2 separate regions of the Homo sapiens genome follow, and region 1 is linked to region 2. Evidence: chromatin loops called from intact Hi-C (ENCODE). Cell type or tissue: heart right ventricle. All regions are shown on one strand. Links, peaks and the distances in the headings refer to the core of each region. The heading gives the core; the rest is flanking DNA.

Region 1 (4,451 bases), core at 452-4,451, 790 kb after region 2:
CTGCAGACCGAGTTTAAAATGGAAGATATTATTTTGGTAACTCAGAAGGTGATTTGAACTTTAGACGGATGACCCACTTCCTGGCTTACTCATCATTTCCCACCATCCGTTCATCTCAGTTGAATGCCACCAGTCTTGTGAGGAAGCAGATTAGGAATGCTCATTCCCGCTGGGTGTGGTGGCTCATGCCTGTAATCCCAGCACTTTGGAAGGCTGAGGCTGGTGGATCACAAGGTCAGGAATTCAAGACCAGCCTGGCCAATATGGTGAAACCCCGTCTTTACTGAAAATACAAAAATTAGCCGGGCGTGGTGGCGGGCGCCTGTAGTCCCAGCTACTCAGGAGGCTGAGGCAGGAGAATCATTTGAACCCGGGAGGTGGAGGTTGCAGTGAGCCCAGATCATGCCACTGCACTCCAGCCTAGGCGACAGGGCAAGACTCTGTCTCGACAAAAAAAAAAAAAAAAAAAGGAATGCTCATTCCCCTGCCTGAGATGGCACAGAAAAATTTCTTTCCACATTTAAACAGTGGAAGAAGGGGCACTTCCAAATTTAATCTTTCATAGACAGCATATACAGCATTTAACATCTTCTGGATGTTAAAGAAAAAAATATTCTGAAACTTGTTAAAATGGCAAGGAAGAATTTATTCAGGACCAAAGGGGAGATTATGCTGCACTCTGAATACAATAATGACAAGTGGGATTTATAGCCAACAAGCAGAGTGAGGGGTCACTGCATGGAAAATTACTAAAAGGAGATTCTTGTTAAACCAACTTAACAGGACTCTTGTTGAAGGCAGGCCAGGGTTATTAGATATTAAGGATGGGGGATTTTCTTTAAATTGACTTAGCAGAATTCTTTTCTTACTGAGTTTATTCTTTTTTTTTTTTTTTTTTTTTTTTTTTGAGACAGGGTCTCGCTCTGTCTCCCAGACTGGAGTGCAGTGGTGTGATCATGGCTTATGGCAGCCTCCACCTCCCAGGCTCAAGTGATCCTACCACCTCAGCCTCCTGAGTAGCTGGGACTACAGGGGCCCACCGCCACACCCGGCTAATTTTTTTATTTTTTGTGGAGACAGGGTCTCCCTATCTTGTCCAGGATGATCTGAAATTTCTGGGCTCAAGAGATCTCCCACCTCGGCCACCCAAAATGTTGGGATTACAGGCGTGAGCTACTGTGCCTGGCCATGAGTTTATTCTCTTTTTTCTTTTTGAGACGGAGTTCAAGGCCAGCCTGGCCAACATGGTGAAACCCCGTCTCTACTAAAAATACAAAAAAATGAGCCGGGCATGGTGGCGGGTGCCTGTAATCCCAGCTACTGGGGAGGCTGAGGCACGAGAATAGCTTGAACTCAGGAGGCAGAGGTTGCACTGAGCCGAGATCGCCCCGCTGCACACCAGCCTGGGCAACAGAGTGAGACCTTGTCTCAAAAAAAATAAAGACTCTTCGTGAAGTAGTGTTAAGTGGACCCAGGAGAAAAATGAAGATGACCTCTTAATGGCCCTTCAAATGTATAAAGCTTTCTCATTCAGGGAAGAAAGACATAAAGATGTAGCCCAGGCGCGATGACTCAGGTCTGTAATCCCAACACTTTGGGAGGCCGAGGCAGCTGGACCTCTTGAGCCCAGGAGTTCAAGACCAGCCTAGGCAACATGGCAAAACCCCATCTCTACTAAAAATACAAAAATTAGCCTGGCGTGGTGGCGGGCGCCGTATGGGCACCGTGGTTGTCCCAGCTACTCAGGAGGCTGAAGTGGGAGGATCACCTGAGCCCGGGAGGTCGGGGCTGCAGTAAGCCGTGTTCGCACCATGGCACTCTAGCCTGGACGACAGAAAAAGAAAAAAGAAATAAAGGTATAAAAGAAAAAAAAGAAAAGTAAACAGCTTCTTCCAGGGGATGAAGTAGGTTTATTTCGGTGAGATTGCTGCTCAGGACTTAGGAGAGCCATCAAAGGCAGAAGACCGCTCCTGGGGCCCGGTCACCTGAACACTACAAGTCCCAGCAAGCGCCGCGCGGGGGCGGGGCTTGCTGACCGTTGTGACGTGTGGGCGGGGCAGGCGGGACGGGCTCTCCCTTGGGTGCTTAGCCCCGCCCCCGTCCCACTCTGCCCTGTTGCTGTCGCGCCGCTGCTGGTTGCTGTCCCTGGTGAGTGCCTCAAGTGGAAAGGGGCAGTTAGGCCCTCGGGGTGCCCACATTCAGACTTGCAGTCCTGAGAAGGGGCCACGGGGGTAGAGGTGTGGCAAGTTTCGGTTCTCACCGCAGTTCACCCTCTGGGGTGATAGTGGGAGTGGTGTTCTGAAGGCCCTGGAGCCCCTCCCGCGGCCCGGGAGGGTTGCGGGGCAGTTTTGTCTTGCGGAGGGCAGCGCTGCAGTGCTGTGTGGCAGGGTGGGAGGCTCCTCGGGAAGAAGTGACACCCCTGGCGGCGGCGAGGGTCTTGAGGCGGCGGCTGCCGCCCCACGGGTCGTGGCGTCCCGTCCCCTCCCGCGGGCCCAGGCTGTGGTGGTTCCGTAATCCCTCGCCTGGATGTCATCGCCGTTGGCTTCGAGGCGGAGGTGGAGCCTTGTTGCGTCACCCTGAGCAAGTTACTTTCTTTTTGGGCCTCAGTGTCCCCCTTTACGAGTAGGTTTGATCCCTGAAGCGCCTTGCCTTTTGCATGCTGCAGCTGTCGGAGAAGACGTTCTAGGCAGGAGGAAAGACGGTGTCGTGACCTGCCTCTACAGTTAATCCATTGCCCCTCCACCACTGACCCAGCTTAGTTTGGGAGCTAATGTTCCCACTCGTATATTATTTCAACCCCACTGGACGTGTTAACTCTTTTCTATCACTTGGATTCTTGCTTCACATGCAAGCCAACAAGTGACCATGGTTGGAGCTGAGTAAAATATGGATAATATAACTTATTCTATTATTGGAAACACCATTGCAAGTAAAGGACTTTATGTGGTAGGTCTTTGTAGCTTGTGGAGAATACATGATTAAGGAATATCCAGATGGCTCAGTTTCCCAGGTATTTTCAAGGGACCTGGAAACTCTATCCTTTGGCAGACATGACAGCTGTGGAATGGAAAGGGCCTTGAAAAAGGTAGTCGATAATCCTGAGTTACCTGGCACTAACAGGTCATATTGTCTTTCGAGTCAGATAGTACATCTGTGGCTCTTTAAAAATTTAATTTGGCTGACTAGGCGCGGTGGCTCACGCCTGTAATCTCAGCACTTTGGGAGGCCCAGGCGGGCAGAATCACCTGAGGTCAGGAGTTCAAGACCAGCTTGGCAAACATAGCAAAACGCTGTCTTTACTAAAAATACAAAAATTAGTGGAGCGTGGTGGCGGGCGCCTGTAATCCCAGCTACTTGGGAGGCTGAGGCAGGAGAATCGCTTGGACCCAGACAGCGGAGGGTGCGGTGAGCCGAGATGGCGCCACTGCACTCCAGCCTGGGCAACAGAGTGAGACTCCGTCTCAAAAAACAAACAAACAAAAATTTAATTTGGCAGTATGTATTGATAGAATGTCATGTATCCTTAATTATTTTTAGATGAAAAGAGAGTTAAATGAACTCTTTCACTTCTTTTTTCCTTCACTTAGGATCATCATTATATCAGGCAAGGTCCTTGAAGATTTTCTAGCCTTAGCCATGCATTTTGCTGATGAGGAAACAGGCCAGAAAAGGGTACTGTGACTTGGCCAAGCTCTCAGAGTGGCAGAACTAAGATAGGAACCCAGCTCCCTTGGCTGTTAGCCTAGTCCCCTTTCCACCACACTTCAAACACTGTCACTGCCCATGTCACAGGGACATGGCATGTTAGAATCACCCCTGTCAAGGGAAAAGTGGATGGTCTCAGTAAAATGGAGATTAGTACACAGCTTTGAGCCTTTCAGAGTTTCCAGTTGCCCGCACCTGATGTCCCAGAACTATTTTTTCCATCTTCCCCTAGAACTGGCGCCAGCACTATGGTGGTGTGGATGTGAGATGAGGGCCTGTTTAGAAAAAGCTGGACAGCAAATTCAAACAATTGTTAATGAGTAGTAATAAAGGCCTCCTGGGGTGTAAAATTTTTGTAAGACACTCTGAAACATTTTCATATTTTAGGTAAGGGTCTAGAATTAACTTGGAAATTTTGGGCTAGAGCAAATGGCTCGATAATTTGAAGACCAGTGATTGTGTCTTTGCTTTTGCTACCTGTTTCAGGGCCATCTACACACACCCATAGTATCCACTGCTGGTATTCTTTAAGGCTGGTTATGTGTAAGCATTTCTGCCATAGCCAGGGAGAAACGGGATTCAAATCAATTCATCCATTTTTGCTAATTGCTAATCGTTTAGAAAGAAAAGTAAGCAGAAGGCCGGGCACAGTGGCTCACGCCTGTAATCCCAGCACTTTGGGAGGCCAAGGTGGGTGGATCACGAGGTCAGGAGTTAGAGACCAACTTGGCCAACATAGTGAAACC
Region 2 (4,104 bases), core at 1-4,000:
CATAAAAACAAAAAACTTTCAGTTCCAAATAAACAAACAGAAAATCTATTTTTTGGGATGGGGTCTCACTCTATAACCCAGATTGGAGTGCAGTAGCTCGATCATGGCTCACTGCAGCCTCAACCTCTCGGGCTCAGGCAATCCTCCCACTTCAGCCTCCCGAGTAGGTGGGACTACAGGCACACACCACCACGCCCGGCTAATTTTCGTTTTTTTGTTTTTTGTTTTTGTTTTGTTTTGTTTTTTGTAGAGATGGGGTGTGCCATGTTGCCCAGGCTGGTCTGGCACTCCTGGGCTCAAGCAGTCCACCCGCCTCGGCCTCCCAAAGTACTGGGATTACAGGCATCAGCCACTGCGCCTGGCCTTACAACACATTTCTTTTCTTTTTCTTTTCTTTTTTTTTTTTTTTTTGAGACAGAGTTTCGCTCTTGTTGCCCAGGCTGGAGTGCAATGGTGTGATCTCGGCTCACTGCAACCTCTGCCTCCCAGGTTCAAGCAATTCTCCTGCCTCAGCCTCTCGAGTAGCTGGGATTACAGGCGCCCACCACCATGCCTGGCTAATTCTTTGTATTTTTAGTAGAGACAGGGTTTCACCATGTTGTCCAGGCTGGTTTCGAACTCCTGACCTCAAGTGATCTGCCCGCCTTGGCCTCCCAAAGTGCTGGGATTACAGGCATGAGCCATCACACCTGGCCTTATAATGCATTTCATAGCTAATGCAGATGCTATAGCTCCCCTACAATTAATTGTGTTGACAGCAGAAATTTATTTTTGGATTATTTTAGTTTGGTTCGCTCAGGCCATGTTTGCTAGGATAGATAACAGCTAATTGAATGGGGGTACAGTGAAAACCACCTTGAGCTTCATGTCAAAAAACCCGAGTTTGCCTGTGAAACCTGTGAAATGGGAGAAGTGAAAAAATTAAATAAGTAAATAAATAAAATTTGAGTTTGGATCTGTTAGGATATTAATACTTGTGACCTCAGGCAACTCACTTAGCTTCTCTACCCCTCATTTTCTTCATCTACGAAATTAAAGAGTTGGATTATACAGTTTCTAAAATCCCATCTGGTTCTAAATCCTTAGACTCCTTAGACTAAATCGTTAGTGTTTACCAAGCTGTAGAACAAAAGTGGAGGTTTAGAGACAAACCCCAAAGAACAAAAGAACTTGTGTGGGGGTTTGGGGACTAAGACTCCTGGGTCCCAGGCTCAACACTCCACTGACCCATTAGGCAGAACCTTCCCATGCCCAGGTCCAACTGGCCAGTAGCAGGATGATAAGGAAACATTTCAGGGAACATGAGTAGAAATAGAGGAGACCCCTCATTTCAGGGAGCAGCACCTTGACAAGGCAGGAGGATGAGAAGGACCTCTGGAGGGGTCTAAGCTGAGCTGCCCTGAGTCACAGAGATCACAGTGGAGTTTCTCCTGAGACAGGAGTGTCAGCTGAGTGGGAACTGTGTCCCTCATGGGTGGGGTCAGAGGTTACCTTGGCCAGCAGCCGGCGCCCGTCATTATCTAGGATGAAAACAGCCTTGATGGTGTAGAGGGAAGGTTCCTGCAACTGACACCGGAGAGGAGAGTTCCGTTTGGCCCCTGACTCGAGGTGGACACCCTGTGTCTATGGGATCTGCTGGCCCTAGGATACATCCTCAGGCCCCAGCAACCCCAGTCCTCAAGGTCCACAGCTGGTTCTGCCCAGCCCTGTGCCACATGGGCCAACCCAGGTGCCCACTCCACTCCCAGGCAGATGTTCCACTGCAGGCCCCGAGTGGGCGCTGTGCCCGTTGGGTGCAGAAGGTCCTTCCGGGCCCAAGTTCTGTCATGCACTGACTGCTCCAGAGCCCGAGTCGGAGTGTATCACAGAACCTGGGCCGGGGGGGACAGCGGGCCGAGCCTCCTTCTTCCAGCTGATCCCTGGCCGGGCTGGACCTGCGCTATCAGCGCGCCCCCAGGCCCTGGCCCGGGTAGACTCCAGAAGCATGCCCATCACCCACCGGTGATGGGAGCCGAGTCTGGGACGGACAGGCCACTCCTTACCCTCCCCGCGGAATCGCAACTCACCCGCCACCCCCACTCCAAACGGACCCAGAACTTCAGCCCCGCGCCGACGGACTCAGGACAGGCCTCCTCTCCGGTCGGCGCTGGGACGAACTTTTCCTCCCGGGTCCTGGGGCCAGTCAGGGGTGACACAAAGTTCCCAGCCGCCGGGCGCGCGAGTTCTGAGTTGGCTGCTCCCCCTAACCCTGCTCTGTCCCTGCCCAGCTCCCGCCGCCCGGGATCCCCGCGCCCGCCCGCTCCGTACCCGCAGCCCCGAGGGCTCCCCGGCTCGAGCAGGCGGCGCCGGGCCCCCGGCCTGGGCCGCCGCGGCCCCCTCCCCCGGGTGCGGACGTGGCCAGGCCTCGGGCCGCTGCATTCCGCTCGCCGCCTCGCACTGACAGCGCCGCCCGCCGCCTGCCCGCCGCCGCCGCCCCGCCTCCGCGCCGCCCCGCGGCCCCCTCTCGCGCGTGGCCTCCCTTTCCTCGGGGCCCCGTCCTCTTGCTCGTTCTCCCCCATCTCCCCTCCCGCCCTCACCCCACCTCTCCTTCCCCCACTTCTCCTCTCCCTCTCTCCTCCTTGGCTCCTTCCCGAGTCCCTTACATCCCCGAACTCTGCATCCTCAGGGTGCCCCAAGACCAGCCCTCGTCCTGCTTCCTGCCTGCTCTCCGGCCTGTGGCTTTGGTGTGCGCCAGTGTCTATAGGCTGTCCTGGGGCCAGCAGCAAACACAAGCAAAGCCCACTTTTGTCTGTTGACCTCTGGTAGGTACCATGAGGACAAATACGTCAGGTCACCCTTTAGATCTCAGGGACAGGGTCTATAAGCAAGAGCAAATGAGGACAGTTCTGGGGACACCCCTCTGTGAAGAGGCTTTCTCATTCCTCTCTCACTACTTGCAGAAGGCAACCATGGGCCCGGAGACACCTCCCCAGGCTCTCCTAAGTCACAGATATGGCACCATCAGAAGCAAGACAGACGCCCAGCAGCACAAATGCTCCACCAATGACATCGGGCTTTGCAGCATGTTTTGGTTTCTTTGGTCTAAGTCTAACTAAGACAAGCTCTCATTTCAGGGTACACTGGCAAGTGGGAAATTCACATCCCAGTGATATGTTAGTGCTACGTATGCATTTACCGGTAAAAACACTGTGCGTGTATTTTACATTTGACACCTTCACATCCATTATCTAATATAGCCCACACCTGTAAGATAGGCATAATGGACCCTCATTTTAAGCAAAGAGAGACTCAGAGGTTGTGTGACCTTTTCAAGACTATACAGCTAGTTGACTGGGGATAGAACCCAGATTTTTGACTCAAAATTTCTTCCCTATTCTTCTCTTCAAGCCCTCTTATGTTGTGGACCACAGTCACTTACCCTAGATGGTTACAGAATGGGGTTTTCCTCACTGAATGCATCAAGTCTTCTTATCTTCAAGCCTCTGCTGAAATATAATTACCAAAAGGTCCTCCTGACAGCCACCATATCTGACTTGATAGGTCTCTCCTGTCACATTCTCTCAGTTCCTATTTCTTTCTTTCATTGCACTTTTTTCAATCTCTAAATATTATTTTTACTAATATTGCTTGTTTGAGACACGGTCTCACTCTGTTGCCCAGGCTGGAGTGCAGTGACTCGATCTGGGCTCACTGCAGCCTCAACCTCCTGGGCTCAGGCAATCCTCCCATCTCAGTCTCCCGAGTAGCTGGGACCACTGGTGCATGCAACCACTCCCAGGTAATTTTTTATTTTTTTATTTTTTTTATTTTTGTAGAAACAAGGTCTCAAGTCTGGGCTCAATGGCTCACATCTGTAATCCCAGCACTTTGGGAGGCTGAGGTGGGCAGAAGGCTTGAGCCCAGGAGTTCCAGACCAGCCTGGGCAACATGGTAAGATCTAGTCTCTACTAAAACTACAAAGAAATTAGCCAGGTAGGGTGGTGTGACCTGTAGTCCCAGCTACTCAGAAGGCTGAGGTGGGAGAATCACCCGAGTCTGGGGGTTCAAGGCTGCAGAGCCATGATCATGCCACTGTGCTCCAGCCTGGGCAATGGGAGTGAGAAT

What was found. Hi-C counts contacts between places; a loop is a spot of excess contacts. Peaks named below come from ENCODE experiments on the same cell type or tissue, not always from the same donor. Only the 100,000 strongest peaks of a DNase experiment are listed, where the experiment ranks them.
Region 1: a loop joins it to region 2, with 4 times the contacts of the local background. A loop is called at or near these places in 2 of 110 quality-filtered maps.

What each region holds. Positions count from the first base shown.
Region 1 is chr17:48,828,931-48,833,381 of GRCh38, forward strand. CALCOCO2 (calcium binding and coiled-coil domain 2) reads left to right here and starts at 2,105. Exons shown (of 13, transcript NM_005831.5): 1 at 2,105-2,148. RefSeq lists an enhancer at 2,109-2,990 and a silencer at 2,361-2,520. In heart right ventricle, for the core only: no CTCF peak of the experiment used is centred there; DNase peaks (open chromatin) are centred at 2,081, 2,531 and 3,822; H3K4me3 peaks cover 2,464 bases; H3K27ac peaks cover 2,849 bases.
Region 2 is chr17:48,035,360-48,039,463 of GRCh38, forward strand. COPZ2 (coat protein complex I subunit zeta 2) reads right to left here and starts at 2,438. Exons shown (of 9, transcript NM_016429.4): 1 at 2,308-2,438; 2 at 1,492-1,566. The coding sequence starts at 2,418. MIR152 (microRNA 152) reads right to left here and starts at 1,888; the gene lies at 1,802-1,888. RefSeq lists an enhancer at 3,555-3,604. In heart right ventricle, for the core only: a CTCF peak has its summit at 1,769; a DNase peak (open chromatin) is centred at 1,799; H3K4me3 peaks cover 1,713 bases; H3K27ac peaks cover 1,967 bases.